Regions from separate parts of the Homo sapiens genome. Here all the other regions are linked to region 1. A link is a loop called in an ENCODE intact Hi-C map of the cell type or tissue named here. Cell type or tissue: heart right ventricle. All regions are shown on one strand. Links, peaks and the distances in the headings refer to the core of each region. The heading gives the core; the rest is flanking DNA.

Region 1 (7,493 bases), core at 2,710-5,209:
TCTCCTCCAATCTGTAACAATTTCTCAGCCTTTCCTTTTTTTTTTTTTTTATAACCTGGACAGCTTTGAAAACACTGGCCGGTTATTTAGAACAAAGTCCCTCAATTTGGGTGTCTGATGTTTTCGCATGTTTAGATTGAGGTTATGCTTTATTGGGAAGAACAGAGGTGAAACACGCCTGGGCATATACGATGTTGACCGGGCCAAGTGATATCAGTCTTGATTGCTTGGCAAAGGTGGAGTCTGACAATATTCTCCACAGTCAACTAAGGATTTCCCCTTTTTCTTTACTAAATATTTTGGAGGAGATACTTTAAAAATCATACAAATATCATGTTTCTGGTTAAACTTTCACTCCTTAATTTTAGCATTCACAGGTAGATCTTACCCGCAGTAATTATTACTATGGTGCTCTAACAATGATTTTCTATTTGCCTCCTTCTTTCTACATGTATTAACTGGAATTTTCTATAAGGAAGAGGTGTGATTTTTCTCCATTTATTTATTTATTTATTCAGTTATGTATTTATTTTTTTAATTCAGTTATTTATTTAGATTGGTGTGGACTTATGAAAAATTATTTTAAGTGTTATAATTAAATACTATCATTATTTATTTTGTTGCTCAAGTTGTTCCAGCTCAAGTCATTTGGAGCTCTTTCAGGTTGGCTCCTACCTCTTCCAATATGAACCCCCTCCTTTTAAAAATTATTTTTATTATTAAAAAATATTTTTTAGCACATCCTTACCTTCTGGCACCATAAGGTTAACTCCAGGGGCATCTTGCATTTTCCCTGCCTTCAGCCAGGAATGAACAGTTCTCCCAGGAGCCCTGGGTTCCTTTGGAGGATGGAATTCAGAAACCAATATCTAGGTGCTAGGTGTGTTCATTGCTACTCAGGTGTCACTGCTTCTAGCCTCCTAACAGTAGACAGAGCTAGGAAATACATGTATGTATACAAACCCATGTATACATACATATCCATAATTACTTCTTTTTCTTATTTTTATCTTTTCCTTTTTTTCACAGATGTTGAGTATCCATAATTACTTCTTTACTTATCTGTACCTATATATTTATTTAAAAAAACATGAGTCCACATTGACACTGATCTCAGGACTGTGCGGGCATGTGTGTATGTGTGTGTGTGTCTGCCTGTGAGAAATAATTTGTTAAAGGCAAAGAGAATTCTGAGCTTAGATTACTAGGGTGTTGGGCTAAGATTACTAGGTGTGATTTTAATAAGTGAGGCTGGAGGTAGGGGCGTAGAATGGCCAGGTTATTGTCTCCAGGCAACAGTATGGCAGAGGGTAATGTGCACAGCATCTGGGAAAGAGTGACACACACTAGAGTGGCTGGAATGGGAAATTCATGACTTGGAATAATGCTGAAAGTTAGTATGTAAACTCAGAATGCAAAGGGCCCTCAACATCAGGCCCAGAGGCCTGGACTTGACTCTGCAACAGGGACTCTAGGAGGATTCTGGGCCAGAATCCATCTGATGAGGATAGCATTCAAAAACCAAAAATGCAGGAGTAGTAACAGGAGAATAGAGACACATGTAGCAGGGAGATGAGTAAACAGGATAATATAATAACCCTTTTCTCTATTATCATTGCCACCTTTATTTTTTGTCTTAATTGTAAATACATGCAGACCCAGAACACATGGTCAGAAAGAGGCCTATACCTTCACGGCTCTGTACTTCTGGTGCATGCGAATGTCTTTGCAAATGTGAACAGATAGCTTGCATACATTACGTAAAGCTCTGATGCTCTTTGTCTTTTTTCTCTTTCTTACTGGTTTACTATTTTTAAAAATTGGGCCAGTGCGGTGGCTCATGCCTGTAATCCCAGCACTTTGGGAGACCGAGGTGGGAGTATTGCTTGAGGCCAGGAGTTCAGTTCCAGCCTGGGCAACATACAGATCCAATCTTTACAAAAAATTAAAAAATTAGTCAGGTGTGGTAGTTTGGGTGGGTAATTCCAGCTACTCAGGAGGCTGAGACAGGAGGGTCCTCTGAGCTCAGGAGGTGGAGGCTGCAATGAGCCATGATTGCACCACTGCACTCTAGCCTGGATGACAGAGGGAGACCCTGTCTCAGAAACAAACAAACAAACAAAACACGAGTTGTCTGAATTCCACAATACACAAATTCATGCATGTGTGTTGTAAAAACATACAAACAATTCAGCAATCAACAGAGTAAGTTCAAGTTGCTCTTTACCTGTCCTTATCCTCACCACACCACCACTCCAAACCCCCATAACCAACCCCCGCTCTCTCTTCAGAATTAACCAACATTAACAGTGAACCTCATCCCAGTCTGTTCCATGGGGTCTTCATATGGCCAGGAAGTCAGATCTCAACTCAATCAATCCATCACTCTTTAAACTCTTTTTTCTGTAATTCTTATTACTGCCTGAAATTAACTAATTTACTTGCTTTTTGTCATTCTTTTCTGACTTGGATATAAGCTCCATGAGATTAGGATATTTGGATATCTTATTCACAGTCATACTTCTAGGGCCAGTCACATAACTGAGGCTCAATAAATATTACCGAATAAATGGTTGTATGTGTAAATGTTTATAAACACACACGAACACATACATTTTTGCATTTTCATTTTATTTACTTTTTTGAGGTAAGGTCTTGTTCTGTCACCCAGGCTGGAGTACAGTGACACAATCATGGCTCATTGCAGCCTCCACCTCCTGGGCTTAGGCAATCCTCCTGCCTCAGCCTCCCAGGTAGCTGGGATTAAAGGTGTGAGCCACAGCGCCTGGCCATTTCTTTGCATTTAAAAAATACTGGCTGAGTGCAGTGGCTCAAGTCTGTAATCCTAGCACTCTGGGAGGCCAAGGCAGGCGGAGTGGATTGCTTGAGCCTAGGAGTTCAAGAATAGCCTGGGCAACATGGCAAAACCTTATCTCTACAAAAAATACAAAAATTAGCCAGGTGTGGTGGTGCATGCCTGTAGTCTCAGCTACTCAGGAGGCTGAGGTGAGGGAATCACCTGAGCCTGGGGAGGTTGAGGCTGCAGTGAGCTCTGATAGCACCACTGCACTCCAGCCTGGGCGACAGACTGAGACCCATGTTTAAAAAAAAAAAAAAGGAAAGAAAAGACTACCTATAGAATCATACTATACATGCCATACTTTCTAATTGTCTACTTTGAGATACTTCCCTTTAATTTTATGTGTGCAGACAACAAAGAACATTCTGTTTGATGCTGCATATTCTCAAGTATCCTCTTTGATATTCTTGAAATAGTTTAAGATAGTTTAGAGAATAATGAATACTTGGAAAATAATGTTGCTATATAATGCTTCCTTTTCTGTTTTGTTGTTGTAGTTGTTGTTGTTTTTGAAAGTCTTGCTCTGTCACCCAGGCTGGAGTGCAGTGGTGTGATCTCGGCTCACTGCAACCTCTGCCTCCTGGGTTCAAATAATTCTCCTGCCTCAGCCTCCCAGGTAGCTGGGTGCCACCACGCCCGGCTAATTTTTGTATTTTTAGTAGAGACAGGGTTTCACCATGTTGGCCAGGCTGGTCATGATCTTTTCTGTTTTAAAATATATATATAATTGGGAGTTTGTAATAAAATAAATATGCATTCTTAAGTAGTGTTCCACACTGTTTTAATCTGAGATTTTAAGATTGCTCATTTTGTTAAATTATTACCTTAAAATGGGGTGGCACAGGAGAAAATTAAAGCCTATCAATTTTTATTTTTGTTTCTATTGTGCCCCCTTGTGGAATTACATATAACTTACATATTCATTTTTGTGACGTTCTAACAAAGAGCAGGGTGTACCAATGTCATGGCTGCATTCAGGCATGCACCAATCAATGAAGTAGCCTCTTCTGATCAGTTTAGTCTTTGCAAACAAGATTCTGATTGCTTCTGAGTTGAGCAAAGCAATGATGGCTTTGTTCAAGATGGTTCTTCTAAAATTCTGGCTCATTAAACTTGTGTTTGGTCTTTGATTTCATCATTTCAGCTGTGTGGCCAACTGTTAGAACTGCATGCAGGACGTTTTCCACAGGCCTTGCGTAACTGAAAAGTATCTGGTTTCTCCGGCATGTTCTGAGATAATGGCTCTCTAAGATGTTCCATCTGCTTCCATGCTTGCTTTTGGCTTGCTTCCTCCTCTTATCAGGTGTTGCAATCCCAGCCAGCAAGCACACAGTATCTTTCCTTGTTGGCTGTAGACATTCCGTTAGCCATGGCAACTGTCATTTAAAGCAGAGTCTAGTTTCTTAGTCAGATGGTGCCTCCCCAGAGAATGTGTTGCTGAAAACAGGATCATTGGATCACAAGGAACTGTAGCTCTTTACTCAAATTAGACTGATTTTCAAAGAAGCTTTTCCCTTTTCTTATATTTGAGACTCTAATATAGCCAACATTTACTGAGTAGACACTGGGTTCAGGGCTCAGCACTTTTATAAGTTATATCTTTAAATCCTCTCTGTCACTTTTTGAAGCAGTGGTTAAAGCCCTTTTTATAAGACCATCCATCCATTTGTCCGTCTTTCCATCCATTGTCCATCCCCCTATCCATCTATACATCCATCTTTCCTTCCACCCATTCATCCATCAAAAGAGTTTTACAGAGTGCCTTCTGTTAGTATGTACCAAATATTTCTGTAGGTGCAGAAGATCAAAGACCTTTTACATTTTTTTCTTTTTTTAAAATTAAATTTTTGTAGAGAGGATCTCACTGTGTTGCCCAGGCCAGTCTTGAACTCCTGGCCTCAAGCATCCTCCCACCTCTGCCTCCCAAAATGCTGGGACTGTAGGCATGAACCACCATGCCTGGCCAAGATTAAAGATCCTTGCCCTGAGAGGGCTTACATGCTCCTGAGAAAAGCGAAAAAATAAATGAGTAAAGTGTGTAGTATTCCAACTTTGAAGATGGTAGGATATGGAAAACTAAAGCAGGGATGGGGAGCAATGATAAATACAAACACCTCACTAAACTGGCGAGTCTGAGCAAAGACATATGTTCTATTTCTTTTTTCTTTATCCATTTAACAGTTAAAGAATGGAAGGTTCAGGGGAATTTTCCTAAGGAGGTATTTTGGGAACACTTTAGGAATGTCTTCTACAAGTAGAGGAGAAAATGCTGTCACTAATATTCTAAGAAGTAGGGCAGAATGACTATTCTTTAGGAGAATCTTGGGCTTCAATCCAGACTCCAAGATTTACCCCAGGAAAAGGATTTAGTTTTCCTCAATTTCAGTTTCCTCATTTGTAAAGAGGATGCAAATGAGCATATTCCTCAAAGAGTTGGGGAAGAGTTAATGAAATCATAAACCTAAAGATCGCAGCCTGGGTTAAGTGCAGTAGGCATTGGGTGGTCATTGGCCACCTACCATACATTTCCCTTTTTTCAGTGTTATGTCCTGAAGACATATTTTAAAGCAGCATTTCTTAAACTATTTTCAACTGTACCTCATAGTAAAAAACGCATTTTCATCACAATTCTAGTTTATGCATACATAAATATATAAGACAGAAATGTCAAAAAGAATACTTGTTTTTACTAAATGCAATGCATATTTATTCTATTCTATTTCTTTTTTTAAAAAAAAGCTGATAATAATCCACTAAACTGGTTCCAAGAGTCACTGGTGGGTTATTCCTCGCAATTAGGGGAAACTCAGAATAGTCAAATAGTTAACCAAAACTTAGTAAATAATATACATAGATAGGTAGGCAGACATATGGAAAAAGAAGTAAAAATGGTCCTTCCTCTATGTCCTCCACCATATTCTCTACTATTTTCTTCCCAGAGAAAACCACCAATTCCAATTATTTAAATTGATTCTGTAGGTATATACCTCTGTGTGTCTAAATAATATACCTTATCTATTAACTTCCTACCCTGGAAGAATAGGTTTTAGCTCTCTTTCACACAAATTCCCAACCCCACACATATACCTTCCCATCCCCCAATACAATTGTATCAAAATATCATTTAGATCAATACACAGTATTATGATGGCCATGAAAACATTATTTCCAGTGAAGCCACAAAATGAGTAGCAATACTTTCCCTCTCTGTACAAGTGTTTTTCCTGGAATTAATGACTCTTTTTGCTGTTGTTAATTTGTTTCGGTTTTTTTTTGTTGTTTTTTTGTTGTTGTTGTTTTTTGAGATGGAGTCTCACTCTGTCACCCAGACTGGAGTGCAATGGTGCGATCTCAGCTCACTACATCTTCTGCCTCCTGGGTTCAGGTGATTCTCCTGCCTCAGCCTCCCGAGTAGCTGGGACTACAGGCATACTACACCACACTTGGCTAATTTTTGTATTTTTAGTAGAGACAGAGTTTCACCATGTTGGCCAGGCTAGTCTCAAGTGATTCATCTGCCTCGGCCTCCCAAAGTGCTGGGATTATAGGCATGAGCCACTGTGCTGGCCAGTTTTCTATGTTTATTAAAGTTTCTTCCACGACTTCCTGATTTTCTCTTCTTTTTCTTTTTTTTTTTTTTTCTTTTTTTTGAGATGGAGTCTTGCTCTGTCACCCAGGCTGGAGCGCAATGGCGCAATCTTGGCTCACTGCAACCTCCGCCTCCCAGGTTCAAGCAATTCTCCTGCCTCAGCCTCGGGAAATAGCTGGGACTACAGGCGCGTGCCACCACACCTGGCTAATTTTTTGTATTTTTAGTAGAGATGGAGTTTCACTGTGTTAGCTAGGATGGTCTTGATCTCCTGACCTCGTGATCCACCCACTTTGGCCTCCCAAAGTGCTGGGATTACAGACGTGAGCCACCGCGCCCGGCGGGCTTCCTGATTTTCTCCAACCAGGATGCTGTGCAGCTATCATCTCCTTTCCCCTGATACTCCTTTCACGTCCCCTTTGAGTAGTATTCCCTGCTTCTAGGATCTCACATCTTCATATTTCTTAATGTACTCCATTTCAGTGGAGTACATTAGACTCACAGAAGGAATTACAGAAGACTCACAGGAGGTAAATATTTTGAAGCGGTGCACATCTGAAAATGTCTTGCGACCTAGACACTTAATTTGTAGTTTGGTTGAGTATAGAATTCTAGATTGAAAATAATGTTGCCTGTGAATTTTAAAGGTATTGCTCCAATATTTTGGCACTTTGCCCACTACTGTTGAAGAGTTTGAAGTCCTTTTGATTTCTGGTTTGGGGAATGTGACTTTTTCTTCCCTTTCTGATAGCTAATATTATCTTCTATTTCACCTGTTGTTCTGAAAGTTCAGTCAATATGCCTGATACGGTATGGTTTTTTCCATTATATGTGATGTCTTCTGATGGATTCTCTCAATCTGGGAATTTATGTCTGCTTGTTCTGGGAAATTTTCTTGAATTAATTTCACGGTTGATTCCCTATCCTGTGCGTTGATTTTTCTTTCCAGAGCTCCTATTGTTCAGATGTTGAACCAGTCCTCTAAGTTTCTGATCATTTTATTGCTATTCTCCTTCTATTTAGTTTTTGTTTTTTGCTGTACTT
Region 2 (7,493 bases), core at 2,686-5,185, 150 kb before region 1:
TTCACATGTCTTGAAGCATTCTTCACTTGATTTTCCCCCCAATTGTTTAAAAAATGTGAACCCATTCTTAGCTCACAGGGCTGTAATCGGCCAGCTCCTGGTCTGTGGTGATGGCCTCTTCATTTCTGCAGTGATCTCACTATAGCTTAGGGGTGTGTCCAGCTCGGGGCACCTGTGTTAAGAGGAATATTAACCAGCGAACTGGTATGCCATCAGTCTGGTGCCAGGATGGGAGGAATGTTGAAAAACTTGGGGCCGTAGATCCTGAGGAAAGAAAATTTGGGATTAGAGGGCAAGAGCAAAGTGGAATGAAACCTGCCATCAAATAGGTGATGGGCTGCGGGAGGGGGATCCCGGTCTCAGATGCAGCGTGGCCAGGTAGGACAAGGTGGCTTTGGGGCTTCACCCAAAGGAGAAATATTAACCATTCCTAGAGCTTCCGTGGAGAAGGAAGCCCTGGAGCAGCGACCAAGATGCACTTAAGGCACCAGTGGATCAGTGGATGGGATGCCCTCGGTGTCCCCACCCCATCCCTGTCCTCACCACCTCAGGGCACATGCACCCTCCACGGCCAGAACCTGCATTTCTTTTTTCTTGCTTGCTTTCCCTCTTTCTTTCTCTTTCTCTCTCTCTCTCTCTCTCTTTCTTTCTTTCTTTCTTCTTTCTTTTTTTTTTCTCGCTCTGTCACCCAGGCTGGAGTGCAGTGGCGCGATCTTGGCTCACTACAACCTCTGCCTCCTGGGTTCAAGAGATTCTCCAGCCTCAGCCTCCTGAGTAGCTGGGACTACAGGCTCCCACCACCATGCCCGACTAATTTTTGTATTTTTAGTTAGCGACAGGGTTTCACCATGTTGACCAGGCTGGTCTCGAACTCCTGACCTCAAGTGATCCGCCTGCCTTGGCCTCCCAAAGTGCTGGGATTACAGGGGTGAGCCACCGCGCCTGGGCGTCCTGCATTTCTTTACCTGGGAGCTTCCTTGGCTGCCACTGTCTGCTCTGCCCACCCACAAGGCAGGTCAGAAGCACAGGGAATTAACCCCCCTCAGAAGCAGCACTTCACCCGTGTTGGTGGGTAAATGTCCCAGTTGTGTCCCCACTGGGAGAATAGCTCTGTGGGGTGTAGTCTACACCAAAGAGTTCCTCAGCAGGGCCAAGCAAGGGTGAGCCAAGAGAAGAACTCACTCCCAGGCCCTGCAAATTTTTAAACTTTAATAATTATACATGGCCAGGCATGGTGGCTCACGCCTATAATCACACTTTGGGAGGCCAAGGGAGGCGGATCACTTAAGGCCAGCTGTTCGAGACCAGCATGGGCAACATGGCAAAATCCCGTCTCTACTACAAATGCAAAAATTCGCCGGCTGTGGTGGTGCACACCTGTGGTCCCAGCTACCGGGGAGGCTGAGGTGGGAGGATCACTTGAGCTCAGGAGGTCGAGGCTGCGGTGAGCCAAGATAGCACCACTGCACTCCAGCCTGTGCAACACAGTGAGACACTGTCTCAGACAAAAATATATATATATATTATATGGGCTGTCAATCAAGTGCGTAATAATTTTTTCTTTTCTTTGCATTTTTTGAGGGGAAATTTATCTTCCGAGCCTGACTCCTCCATGCCACCTGAAAGAAGACGTAACCTCATCTCATTCCGATTCCCTCCATGATTTCTGGGGATTTCTGCATCTCTCTGAGTTGAATCCAGTGATTCATATGGTTTCCCTCGGCCTCCTTCTCCTTCCCTGGGGTTGCTCGGGGTCTCAGTCCAGACTGACACATCCACTTTCTCTCTCTTCTCTCAGCAGCCTTCTGAGCGGCGATCACCTGTTCTGCGTGTTTCCATGTCTTCTCTTGAACCCTGACCCAATCTTGCGCTTACAAGTTTAGAACGTTCCTCCCTTTGTTTCTCCTCTTCACCAGCGCCCTTAAACTGAAGAGCTCCCACCTGTAGCAGGCCAACAGGTAAGCCTAAAGACAGGAGGTTGCTTGTGTCAGTTACCTGTATGTCCCCTGTCTATGCAACAGCTCAGATATGTGTCCAGCAGGCATTTCCGATATTTTCAAGACCCAGCTCCCAAAGGTGGCCCCATGTGGACCCGTCCCCACCTCAATATAGGGCAGTGACTCTGGCCAAAAATCTTGCTTGGCTCATGTTTCTTGGCTCATGTTTCTTTCATAGTCCATATTCAATCGGTCAACAAGTCTTGTCAGGTCCATCTGCAAAATGTATCCAGAATTTTATGCTGTAGAATATTATTCAGCCATAAAAAAGAATGAAATCCTGTCCTTTGCAGCAACATGGATAGAACTGGAGGTCATTATGTCAAGTAAGCTGGGCACAGAAAGAGAAATATCACATGTTCTCACTCATATGCAGGAACTAAGAAAAAGTGGATTTCATGGAGGTAGAGAGTAGAATGATGGTTACCAGTCTGAGAAGAAAATCAGGGGATGAAGAGAGATTGACTACTGGGCACAAAAATACAATTAGAAGGAATAAGATCTGGCCAGGTGCGGTGGTTCACGCCTGTAATCCCAACACTTTGGGAGGCCAAGGCAGGCGGATCACGAGGTCAGGAGTTCGAGACCATCCTGGCCAATATGGTGACAGAGTAAGACTCTGTCTCAAAAAAAAAAAAAAAAAAGAAGAAGAAGGAATAAGATCTAATGTTCAATAGCACAGTAGGGTTACTATAGTTAAAAATAATATTTTGTGAGTGTGTGTGTGTGTTTTAATACAGAGATGGGGTCTCACTATGTTGCCCAGGCTGGTCTGAAACTCCTGGGCTCAAGCAGTTCTCCCATCTTGGCCTCCCAAAGTCCTGGGATTACAGGCATGAGCAACTGCACCTGGCCAATAATGTACTATATATCTCAAAATAGCTGGAAGAAACTTGGAATGTTCCCGACACAGAAAAATGACAAATGTTCAAGGTGATTGATATGCTAATTACCCCGATTTGATCATTACACATTGTGTGCATGGATCAAAATATCATACTTACACCATAAGTGTGTGCAAACATTATGTATACATAAAAATTAAAATTAGCTGGGTGTGTCTGTAGTCCCAGGTACTTGGGAGGCTGAGTCTGTAGTCCCAGGTAGAGACTGAGGCAGGAAGACTGCTTGAGCCCAGGAGTTCAAGACCAGCTGGACAACATAGACTCTGCCTCAATTTCCAAAAAAAAGAGAAAAAAAATGCCGGGCGCAGCGACTCACGCCTGTAATCCTAGCACTTTGCAAGGCCGAGGCGGGTGGGTCATTTGAGGTCAGGAGTTGAAGACCAGCCTGACCAACATGGCAAAACCCCATCTCTACTAAAAATACAAAAAAAAAAAAAAAAATTAGCCAGATGTTGTTGCACGTGCCCTGTAGTCCCAGCTACTCTGAAGGCTGAGGCAGGAGAATCACTTGAACCCAGGAGGCAGAGGTTTCAGCGTGCTGAGAATGCACCACTGCACTCTAGCCTGGGCAACAGAAAGCGATTCTGTCTCAAAAAAAAAGAAAGAAATTTTAGAAATAATTTCTTTTAATGTAGCCATAATTTAACCACTTCTTTCAATGAGAACTTCTCGCTTCTCTCTCCCTCTCCCCTTCCTCCTCATGGCTCTTAATTTCTATCTATTGCCATCTCAGGACATTGTTTGATTTTCTCCACGGTGCATTTTGCTTTCTGAAAGTATCTTGTTTGTTCAATTCCTTGTGTGACGATTTTCTGTCTCCCCTTCCTCTAAAATGTAAGCTCCCTGAAGACAGAGACACTGTCTGGTTCACACCTGCTAGATGAATACAAGTGAAGGCATTGCAGAACTTGCCTTCTTCAAACATGTGCAGCTAACAGCTTCCAGCACCAGAAAATTGAAATTCTCTTTTGCCTTTTCTTTAATGCTCTGCCTCCATTTCTAAGCTGGTTTTCTTCTGGGTCTCTGTTCTGATTCTCACACACCTGAGTGTGACTTACCCTGCTTCCCTTGCAGATGTCATTGTTCGTCCCTCAAAATGTTTGTGGCACATTTCACGGTAAGGCTCTGAGACAGCGCTCCAAATTGTGTCTACATATCTTCTGTTGTGGTTACTTTGAAGTTTGTTGAATTATATTGTTTTGACAGAACTGTCACATCTCAAAACGTGTTGCTGACTAAAAACATATGCAGAACCTTTTTTCCTTCTTTTTCTTTCTTTCCTTTTTTTTAAAAAAGGAAAAACTCTACCATCATCTTGCAACTAAACGTATGGCCACAGGAGGGCACCATGAGGCCGCACTTCTGCTCTACGCAAAGTGGGTGGAAAATTGAGACCTGACGGTGGGGACAGTGCAAAACTCTGGGACTTTTATTCTTAATCTCTTTCTTCATTCCAAGATCTACCGCCCAGTGGTAACACACCCTTTGGAGAGCAGGCTGAGAAAATCAAATACTGGTACAACATTAACAAATAATAATAATTAATAATAAGCTGTGAATGTCTTCCAGTTCGTAGAAACTATAAAAGCACATTTACTCAGATATACTTTGTTCTAAGTTATTTTTATCAGGGTTGAGTAAAAGTGTATAGATCAACAGCTATGAGCAAAAATGGAAGAAATCTGAAACTCCTGTAATGACAGACTTCAGGAAAATGTCCTCTATTGAAGTAAAAAAAAAAAAAAATTAGCAAAGTGACAGGATTGGGATGCAAACCCTGGCTGTGTATACAGTGTCTGTGTTCTGCTATTACACTCCATGTTCAGCACAGCCCCATATGGGAGTCACTAGTCACATGTGCACATATTTAAATTTTAAATTAACTTAATTAAAAGTAAATAAAATTAGGCCGAGCGGGGTGGCTCACACCTGTAATCGCAGCACTTTGGGATGCCAAGGCGGGTGGATCACCTGAGGTCAGGAGTTCGAGACCAGCCTGATCAACATAGTGAAACCCCATCTGTACTAAATACAAAAAATTAGCTGGGCTTGGTGGCACATGCCTGTAATCCTACCTACTTGGGAGGCTGAGACAGGAGGATCACTTGAACCTGGGAGGTGGAGGCTGCAGTGAGCCGAGATTGTGCCATTGCACTCCAGCCTGGGCAACAAGATCGGAATTCCATCTCAAATAAATTAATAAATAAATAAAATTACAAATTCAGTTCTTCAGTTGCACTAGCCACAGGTTCAAGAGGTCAACAGTGAAATGACGCCTGTGGCTTCTATTGCATAGTACAGATATAGAACATTTCCAACATCATGGAGAATTCTATTGAATGGCAGTCGCATAGACAAAGCCTTGCAGTTTGTACTCCTAACCATGTCACTTTACTGCCTCATGGAATCTAGCAGTCTATCTACCTTGCCTATCTATTGTCATAGTTTCCCTTGAATTCAAAACAAAGTTTAAAAATATTTCATTCTTCTACTAAACAAGACGTTTACTTAGTACCCACATTTTACCCACCCATTCAATATAACATACCAAAGGTAGCAAAGCAAATAGAAAATATGCTCCCTGCTATTAAAAATTTAGAATCTAGGCTGGGCACGGTAGCTCATGCCTGTAATCCCAGCACTTTGGGAGGCCGAGGTGGGTGGATCATTTGAGGTCAGGTGTTCGAGACAAGCCTGGCCAAAATGGTGAAACCCCATCTCTACTAAAAATACAACATTAGCTGGGCGTGGTGGTGCACGCCTATAATCCCAGCTACTCGGGAGGCTGAGGCAGGAGAATCCCTTGAACCCGGGAGGCGGAGGTTGCAGTGATCTGAGACAGTGCCACTGTACTCCAGCCTGGGCACAACAGAGTGAGACTCCATCTCAAAAAAAAAAAAAAATAGAATCTACTTAAATAATGTGAGTGAATTATCTGATGCCTACCACAGTTGGGCAATACTGTATTCCAGTGGAACAAATGCACAAGATCGTGGAAAAGCATTATATTATAGGCAAATTTAACTAATGAAACATTATTCACCAAATATTTTCTTGCACTCTTGTGGCTTACAACATTACGTTTCTTCCACAGAATCACTGACTCACATAGTGGTTCAATCTATTTCATCTGACCAAAGCCTGTGTAAGTCATCTGCAATTCACCTGAAGCAGTGTATTGTTTGCTATATTACAGGACCTTTTCACTTGATGTGAAATGAAATCAGAAAACCCAAAGACATCTTGGCTCTGACATGCTCTGTAACAGTGGCTTTTCTGGAACAATGATTTTGCAACAGAGTAAGGCCAAAATTAAACTTAGGTAGGAGTCATGATAGAGCAACATGCACAGGTGTGAGGCAGAGGGCAGAGAACTTGAGTGTGGGCAAGCCAGACCTTGAAAAAAGAAGTCATTCATCTCTGTCAATTTTTTTTTTTTTTCACACAGAGTCTCATTCTGTTGCCCAGGCTGGAGTGCAATGGCATGATCTCAGCTCACTGCAACTTCCACCTCCCAGGTTCAAGCGATTCTCCTGCCTCAGCATCCCAAGGGACTACAGGCATGTGCCACCATGTCCAGCTAATTTTTGTATTTTTAGTAGAGACGGGGTGTCGCCAGGTTGCCCAGGATGGTCTGGAACTCCTGGCCTCAAGTGACCCGCTCGCCTCGGCCTCCAAAGTGCTGAGATTACAGGTGTGAGCCACCACCCCCAGCCTTTCCATCAATTTTATCAATGACAACCTCAAAGAGAACACTTGACCTTCAGTAATACTGCAAATGAGATGGTCTAATGGATTTGGAAGAAGTGGGGAGACAAGAATAGAAAAAGGCTTTCAAGGCCGGGTGCAGTGGCTCACACCTGTAATCTCAGCACTTTGGGAGGCCGAGGCAGGTGGATCACCTGAGGTCAGGAGTTCGAGACCAGGCTGGCCAACATGGCGAAAACCATCTCTACTAAAAATACAAAAAATTAACCAGGCGTGGTGGCATGCGCCTGTAATCCCAGTTACTTGGGAGGCTAAGGCAGGAGAATCGCTTGAACCTGGGAGGCAGAGGTTGCAGTGAACAGAGATGGCACCATTGCATGCCAGCCTGGGTGACAGAACGAGACTCCATTTCAAAAAGAAAAAAAAGAAGAAGAAAAAGTCTTTCAGTATGCACTTATTGACAGTTTTTCACATAAAAGGGGATGAAAAACAGAAAGTTAAATAAATAAGTTGCACATAAACTTTGTAAATTGCCCTCACACAGGGTTCAGGCAAAGGGGAGGCTGAGACTTTGGCATCAGAGAATCCTACTCAACTGTTAACTGGCTGTGTGTCATTAGAGAGATTAATTTCCCTCTCTGAGCCACCATCTTGCTTATCTCTACAATGGAGATAATAACAGTCCCTACTTCTGGGAGTGTAAGGATTAGGAAATTAAATCTTTTTTTTTCTTTTTTTTTTTTTTTTTTTTGAGACAGGGTCTCACTCTGTCGCCCAGGCTGGAGTGCAGTGGTGCCATCTCGGCTCACTGCAGCCTCTGGCTCCTGGGTTCAAGCGATTCTCCTGCCTCACCCTCCCAAGTAGCTGGGGTTACAGGTGCCCA
Region 3 (7,493 bases), core at 2,686-5,185, 120 kb before region 1:
GTTATTCTAGACCCGTAACATCATACACTATACGTAGTAGAGTAACTAAGCTCAGATGGAATCAACAAAGATGTTGAGAGATTGAAGTACTTAAGACATATGTAATTGATTTTCCTTACAAAGCAACACCCAATCCACGGCTTGTTGTGTTGCATCATATATCCCACAGAAAGAGACTCAAACCTTTTTTGTAATATATTTATGATCTTCCCAGTAAAAATAACTTTACTAATATTCAGTGTTCACTGAAAGTTTAGTATGAGTCACAGTAAGTGTTTTGCATTTAATCCCCCTCCCAGCCCTATTATTAACCACATTTTACAGAGGAGAAAACTAACTGGCCCAAGGTCACACAACTATGAAACACTGCAACCCTGATTTAAAGGCAGGGCACCTGGTATGACTACTGTAACATATTGCTACTTTATCTGAAAATCTCCAAAATGTAATTATTACAACTCCTGGAGCTGAAAAGTAAGTACTGATGAGCCATCTCAGTTTCCTGGCCTTTGGGGATATTATTCAATTGAGTGTACAGAGGATCAACAAAATATATTAATCCAGTATGGCCACAAAAACTACTGTAAATCACTATGTAATGGTTTTTGATTCCTGTTCCCAGGGTAAAATAAAGTGGATTTGAACCAGATCCTTAAATGAACAGGGGAGTGTTTCCGGACCAACCATCAACTGAAAATTAGAACTCATTAGTCCAATCTTGGTTCTCACAGGGCTTCCTTCATTTTTCACTCAAGACAAGTCAATTTCTTACTTTTCATTCCCTTAAACACCTTGAATCTTTGTTCTTCACACCATTTCCTTTTTTTTTTTTTTTTCTGAGACAGAGTCTCACTTTGTTGCCCAGGCTGGAGTGCAATGGTGCCATCTCAGCTCTCTGCAACCTCCGTCTCCCAGGTTCTAGCAATTCTCCTGCCTCAGCCTCCTGGGTAGCTAGGATTACAGGCGTGCACCACCACGCCCGGCTAGTTTTTGTATTTTTTGCAGAGACAGGGTTTCACCATGTTGGCCAGCCTGGTCTCGAACTCCTGACCGTGATCCACCCACCTCAGCCTCCCAAAGTGCTGGAATTACAGGCATGAGCCACCACACCCAGCCCACACCATTTCCTTTATTCAGAATACCCTTCCCTTATTCTAACACTCCCTCAACCCCCTCCACACACAAACACTAATGTTTATCTCTAAATCTGACCTGCATCTTTCTACTCAATACCTCATTTACATGCTTGGCACCAGTAAGTTTCCAAAGTTATGTACCTTTGAACTCCAGAATTGAGAAAATGAATTCCATGTGTAAGTTTATAAAACACTCTATAAAGTTAAAATAGCAATTATAACTTCACAGAACCTTTAATAAGTTGATATACACTATGAATTTCCAAGAAATAATAAGCTGCTTTCACCAAACTTCAATGACCAACACACAAACCCTCCTCTACCCGGTCCTATTAAATCTCTCTGTAAAACAGAATGCAATTTGGAAAACAATTTGGGAAACTCAAGGTAGGCTGAAAAACATATTTCAAGAAGTGGTACCCGAAACAGATCTTACTCAATGTTCTTTTCTAAAATAAAAGCTATTACACCACAGCATAATATAATTCCAATAATAAAATAAATACCTTTTCTACTCCTCTGAGAAATTTGTCTGTTCCTGTATAGTTTCTCCTTGGATCTGTTAACAATTCACATAGTCGCTGAATAGTAAAAGGGATACTGCAAAAAAATATAATTTTACAGTGTGAGATCACTGATAATCAAGAAAACGAGGAACATTATTTCTTTTGCTAGGTAAAGCTGTATCTAGTCACCCATGTATTAAGCTACAAAAGAAAATGCTATAATAGGGAAATAAATGGATGAGTCATTTAAAAAAAGACAATAAAATAAGCATACCTTTCTATTTAACAAAAAAACCATTCTCCCTTCCTTTAAAAAGCAATAAAGGTGGGGGGGGAGGGAGGGGGGAATGGTTAACGGGTACAAAAATATAGTTAGAATGAATAAGATCTAGTATTTGATAGCACAACAGGTTGACTACAATAATTTATCGTACATTTTAAAATAACTAAGAGTATAAGTGTACTGTTTGTAACACAAAGCATAAAGAAACGCTTGAGGTGATGGATAACCCATTTACCCTGATGTGATTATAATGCATTGTATGGCTCTATCAAAATATCTCATGTACCCCATAAATATGTAAACCTACTATTTACCAACAGAAATTCTTTTTTAAAAAAAAAGCAACTTAGAACACCCAAAATCAACAGAAAGCTTCAAAACTGAGGAAAAAATTTTTATATAATAGAAAATTCTAAATCCTGATAATTTGATTTTTAAGTTTACAAGAGAGGTAACACAAATAATAATCAAGTTGGGGGTTATTTAATATATGTATTTTTCCTCAAGTATTCTTCTGCACTCAAAGGTTTCTTTAAAATGTTCAAACAAAACTACAAATATTTTAAATGTGGTTCTGCTCCATTATTGCAATTTCATATATAATCTAAGTTTAATCCAACTTAAAATATACACAACTTTTATTTAACTTTACCAAATAATTTCACTATACCTCAATTTTTCCTTGACCACAGTAAATACAAAACTGATATAAGTTGGAACTAAAATCATTTTATAAATATTTTTAAGTTTTGAGCTCATGTAGCTATTAGCATTCATAAGAATTACAAGCTGAACAGAACAGCAAAGTTATGAGCACGAGGTACGACAAACGCAGCTAACAAATACAAACAAATCTTCAGACTTCAGTGTCTGCCATACCAATCTATTTATTCTCTTTAATGAAAAGAATTACAAAGCCTCAAATTAATAGTTAACATTCACAAAGGTCTTCATTTTTTATAGGCAGTGTGATACAGAATTTTCTTCCACCACAAGGTATAGTAGTTAGTGAGTTAAAATGCCAGGACTCAAACTCAGTCTCTCTAACTTCAAATCTCATGTCCTTTCCATTGTACCACACGTATTTTACAAAATTATAGTTGTTTATTTTCTAACTGGATAAACTACATTTGGTTCTCATATTCTTTGTGTCAATACTATTCTTATGTTCAAAGTATAAGATGTGCAAAAAATTCTGAAAGTGCTTAAAGTGCATGTTATTCATATGAGAACAAATGTTTTTAGATAAATTTGAGAGTCCAAGAATCAATCTTTTGTCTCAAACCTAAAATCGAATCCAAACCTAAAAGTGAGAAAACTGTTCTACCAAAAGACAAGGCACAGAATAAAAGATTAAATGTTTGCCTGATATTCCAAACATTCAGAAGCAACTAGAAATTCCTCTGGGTTTCTGAGGAAGAATACTTTTTTGCTTTTGAAAATCTACTCAGAGTGAAGTACAATGTCAAAATGAAGAATCCTTTTAAATGGGGAAGTACAAAGCACACCAACAGCGTTACTAAGTATGAAACAATAAGCTTATACATCTTTTGTTTCATTCCTATAAAGACAACCATTAGAAATCTATAGCTAATACACAAAACTAACTCTACTTTAAAAATGTTTAAGCATTTTCCACATGTATAACAAACAGTATTAGTTTCTCAATTGTCTGTCCGTGAAACCCAGTATTATCGTGGATTTCAGATTAGTGGTATAACTCACCTTAGCTCCTCTTCTAGTTCATGGCTCTTCAAACCTTACACACACAACACACCTAAGCTATTTCCTCATTAATCACCCCATAGTGATACTGTCATTAAAATTTATTATTCAAAATATACAAAATAGCACCAACAGTTTGGGTATTCAACAAGTGTTTGGGTATTCAAATAGTACTTAACTGAAAAATACTGTCTAGTCATTATGCTTTTTCTTCCTACTAAAATTCTTTCCCACATTAAAACCTAATGTTTTCTCACTAATTAAAATTAGTTTTAACAGATGAATATTTTAAAACTTCTTGTTTAACAACATGTACACTGAATGCTTTGGCTAATTTTCTTTAGAAATGTAAGTTAAATTGTAGCCAATTATTAATATTTTATGTGTTGTTTAATATTAATACTGCTTTGGGAGGGGGGTATGTGTTTACATAGCAATACCAGCAATGATAAAACGAGTTTAAGTTCTTAGACAATTTCAGAAGCTTTTTTCAAAAGATCCTTATTTCAAAAAGTAAAAGAAGCTTTAAAAGTCATTTTACCAAGTATCCAATAGATGGCACTAAAATGTCACACAACACTTCCTTTTCTCACACGACAGGCTAAATCCCAACCAAACACTTTCTGCAAATCAATGGATCCACTGGAAATATTAGTATGATAAATGAACGTAACAGCATTGAAAGGTCTCTTTACATACAGACTGTACTTTTAAACTTATTCCATAAATATAAGAGCCTATTATAAACTAGAAATACCAACCTTGTTCAACAGCAGTCAAAAGACATGTAAATAATTACAATTACAGTAATAAATAACAACACTGTATAAAAAGTGCCATGGAGACAGAATAAACTGTATGCCAAGCTTAGTAAGCGTGACACTGGGAAAACTTAGTGTGAGGTAGGCCTCTAAAAGGAGGCACAAGAATAAACCAGAAAAACCAGTACAAAATGAAAGCATTTGGTACAAGTATATGAAAGCTCTGCTCTCTGATACTCATCCATTAGACATAGCATACAAAATAGTTTATTCTAACTTCTGAAAATATTAAGGCTTTTCCCACACATACTAAGAAAAGCAAATATAGGGAGAGGAGCGTTAAACACACATGCCACTCATTCTCAATGAAAAGTCTATTCAGAAATCCTTAAATTTGGGGGGAAGTGGTGATCAGATGTTCATTAGCAAAGTTATACTGTAAAATAAAAAACCCTGGGCCAGGCACGGTGGCTCACGCCTGTAATCCCAGGACTTTGGGAAGCCGAAGCAGGCGATCCCCTGAGGTCAGGAGTTCAAGAACCAGCCTGGCCTGTAATCCTAGCTACTCGGGAGGCTGAGGCAAAAGAATTGCTTGAACCTGGGCGGTGGAGGTTGCAAGTTGCAGTGAGTCGAGATTGAGCCACTGCACTCCAGCCTGGGTGATAAGAGTGAGACTGTCTCCAAAAAAAAAAAAGCGTTTGGTTTACTCTGCAATGATATATCATCTGATTTATTCATATTGTAAAATGGAAAACTAAGATGATATAAGGAACTGAAAAAAGGACATGACTAGCTAGCATCTCAAATTTTTTAAAACAGTGCCTACAACATCCAGTAACATTTTTTAAACCCCCCGCCCCACACATTAAGGATCCACCTTTGCTAAATATATATATATATTTTAATACACACACACACACACACACACACACACACACACACACGCTACCCCACTAGGAGACCTTACTCAAAACTGAATTTACCTGAGTCTTCATGGGTCTCATGGGTCTTGTCTGAAAACAAGGGTTCTACAAGTACACTTCAAAGATTATCATGACGACTAAATACGACATAATGTATATGGTATATTAAATCACCTAACAGTGCCTAAAATATTTCAGAAAGTTCAATAAATCTTAGTTCTTATTGTCATCATTCCATCTACTCTTTGATAGAGATTGTGGGAAGGCACACATGGTCCAAAGACCAACAAAACCAAAAGTATAGGTCTGTCTTTAAAAATACTCCCTTTAATTCCAAGGAAAATAACTTACCCTAATTAATAGGACCACACATTTTACCTTATATATCTTAATTTAAATGCAAGCTGTCCCTATTTACTTTTTTTTAAAAGCAGAAGTCTTGTACACCTAAAAGCTATGGAAATTCAAATACCAAGAAAGTTGCTGAATATCAGGGAAAGACATCTTAACATAAAGTAGCAATTCAATGCTATTTTTTAAAAGATAAATTTTAAGTCATAAGGCTAAACACTAAAGAAATAATGTCTTAAGCATGTATTTTAACCTAAATTTCTATAAAAGTACTAAGTTGACAAGGCACTCAAAAAATAAGTGCGCACTTCATTCAGACTCTAAAAAAATCAGTTTAACTACCTTAACTTTAAATTATATAAGCAACTTTTCCACATGAAAAAGACAAAGGAATGTAACATGTAGCACAGAGGCTACTGGAGTAAACAGCTAAAGAAATGACCATAAAAATCTGACATCCTACTAAAAAAAAAGTCAAAACAGTCATTCACTTTTGTTTTACCCATGTATATGTGGATTTTACTGTCTTTTCTGACTAAATGACCACATTAGTGGTGTCTTAGTTAACAGAAATACTGAGTTAAACTTAACTGTCAACATGGAAACTAACAATATCTCTGTTACCAAAGACTAAGTTCATAATTTTGTTTACACCTACAAAGTCTTACAAAAGTCAGAAATACCATTAGAATCCTGTGATACTAGCTTTACTTGAAGCAGTATGTTCTTTCTCTACTCAGGCTTTAATATTTACATAAACATACACATTCATAAATATTTATATTTATGAATTTTGGGTTAAGGAGTGGTGCAGACACTAGTTTACTTACATCATTGGGGTTCCTTATCATTATTAAAAGAGGCGAAATTAGCTGAGCACGGCGGCTCACGCCTGTAATCCCAGCATTTTGGGGGACCGAGGCGGGTGGATCACCTGAGGTCAGAAGTTCGAGACCAGCCTGGCCAACATGGCGAAACCCTGTCTCTACTAAAAATACAAAAATTAGCCGGGCATGGTTGATGCATGCCTGTAATCCCAGCTACTCAGGTGCTTGAGGCAGGAGAATTGTTTAAACCCAGGTAATAGAGCAACACTCTGTCCCCACCAAAAGAAAATTCATACACATATAATCTTATGTCTCAAATCAAATGACAGATTTCGCTTTTTTTTTTTTTTTTGAGATGGTGTCTCGCTCTGTCACCCACGCTGGAGTGCAGTGGCACCATCTCGGCTCACTGCAACCTCTGCCTCCTGGGTTCAAGCAATTCTCTTGCCTCAGCCTCCCGAGTAGCTGGGACTACAGGCGCCTGCCACCACGCCCAGCTAATTTTTTGTATTTTTAGTAGAGACGGGGTTTCACAGTGTTAGCCAGGATGGTCTCCATCTCCTGACCTCATGATCCGCCTGCCTGGGCCTCCCAAAGTGCTGAGATTACAGGTGTGAGCCACCACGCCCAGCTAATTTCGCCTCTTTTAATAATGATAAGGAACCCCAATGATGTAAGTAAACTAATGTCTGCACCACTCCTTGACCCAAAATTAATCTATAGCAATTGTCAAAGCTTTTAATAAAGTTAATCATCTCTTGGAGTTCCTATAGTCTGAACTGTTATTTTATTTGCATCAAATATAACTAGCAAGAAAAAGTTAATTAGGCTTTCTGTTAATTTCAATTTTTAAGTTTATTAAAGAGAGTATCACATCAAGCCATATTACCACTAGACAAGACCAGGTGGGGAATAGTAAGGAGGGATGGTTACAAAGTCATGCTAATTCTCAAGTAATTATTCTAAGAGAAAGAAAGGGGA

Evidence for each region. Hi-C counts contacts between places; a loop is a spot of excess contacts. Peaks named below come from ENCODE experiments on the same cell type or tissue, not always from the same donor. Only the 100,000 strongest peaks of a DNase experiment are listed, where the experiment ranks them.
Region 2: a loop joins it to region 1, with 12 times the contacts of the local background. A loop is called at or near these places in 75 of 110 quality-filtered maps.
Region 3: it touches region 1 in a loop (12-fold over the local background); 93 of 110 quality-filtered maps call a loop at or near these places.

Annotation. Positions count from the first base shown.
Region 1 is chr3:72,935,309-72,942,801 of GRCh38, reverse strand. The region is part of intron 3 of GXYLT2 (glucoside xylosyltransferase 2); the gene reads right to left. Among named protein-coding and RNA genes, the nearest start is that of GXYLT2, 51 kb to the right of the region's middle. In heart right ventricle, for the core only: a CTCF peak has its summit at 3,748 (motif pointing left); a DNase peak (open chromatin) is centred at 4,041; H3K27ac peaks cover 2,500 bases.
Region 2 is chr3:73,082,940-73,090,432 of GRCh38, reverse strand. No RefSeq gene overlaps it. Among named protein-coding and RNA genes, the nearest start is that of EBLN2, 25 kb to the right of the region's middle. In heart right ventricle, for the core only: CTCF peaks have their summits at 4,034 and 4,234 (motif pointing right); a DNase peak (open chromatin) is centred at 4,272.
Region 3 is chr3:73,053,280-73,060,772 of GRCh38, reverse strand. It overlaps PPP4R2 (protein phosphatase 4 regulatory subunit 2), which reads right to left. Exons shown (of 9, transcript NM_174907.4): 4 at 1,643-1,736. Among named protein-coding and RNA genes, the nearest start is that of EBLN2, 4.6 kb to the left of the region's middle. RefSeq lists a silencer at 4,918-5,118. In heart right ventricle, for the core only: a CTCF peak has its summit at 4,200 (motif pointing right); no DNase peak of the experiment used is centred there; H3K27ac peaks cover 1,450 bases.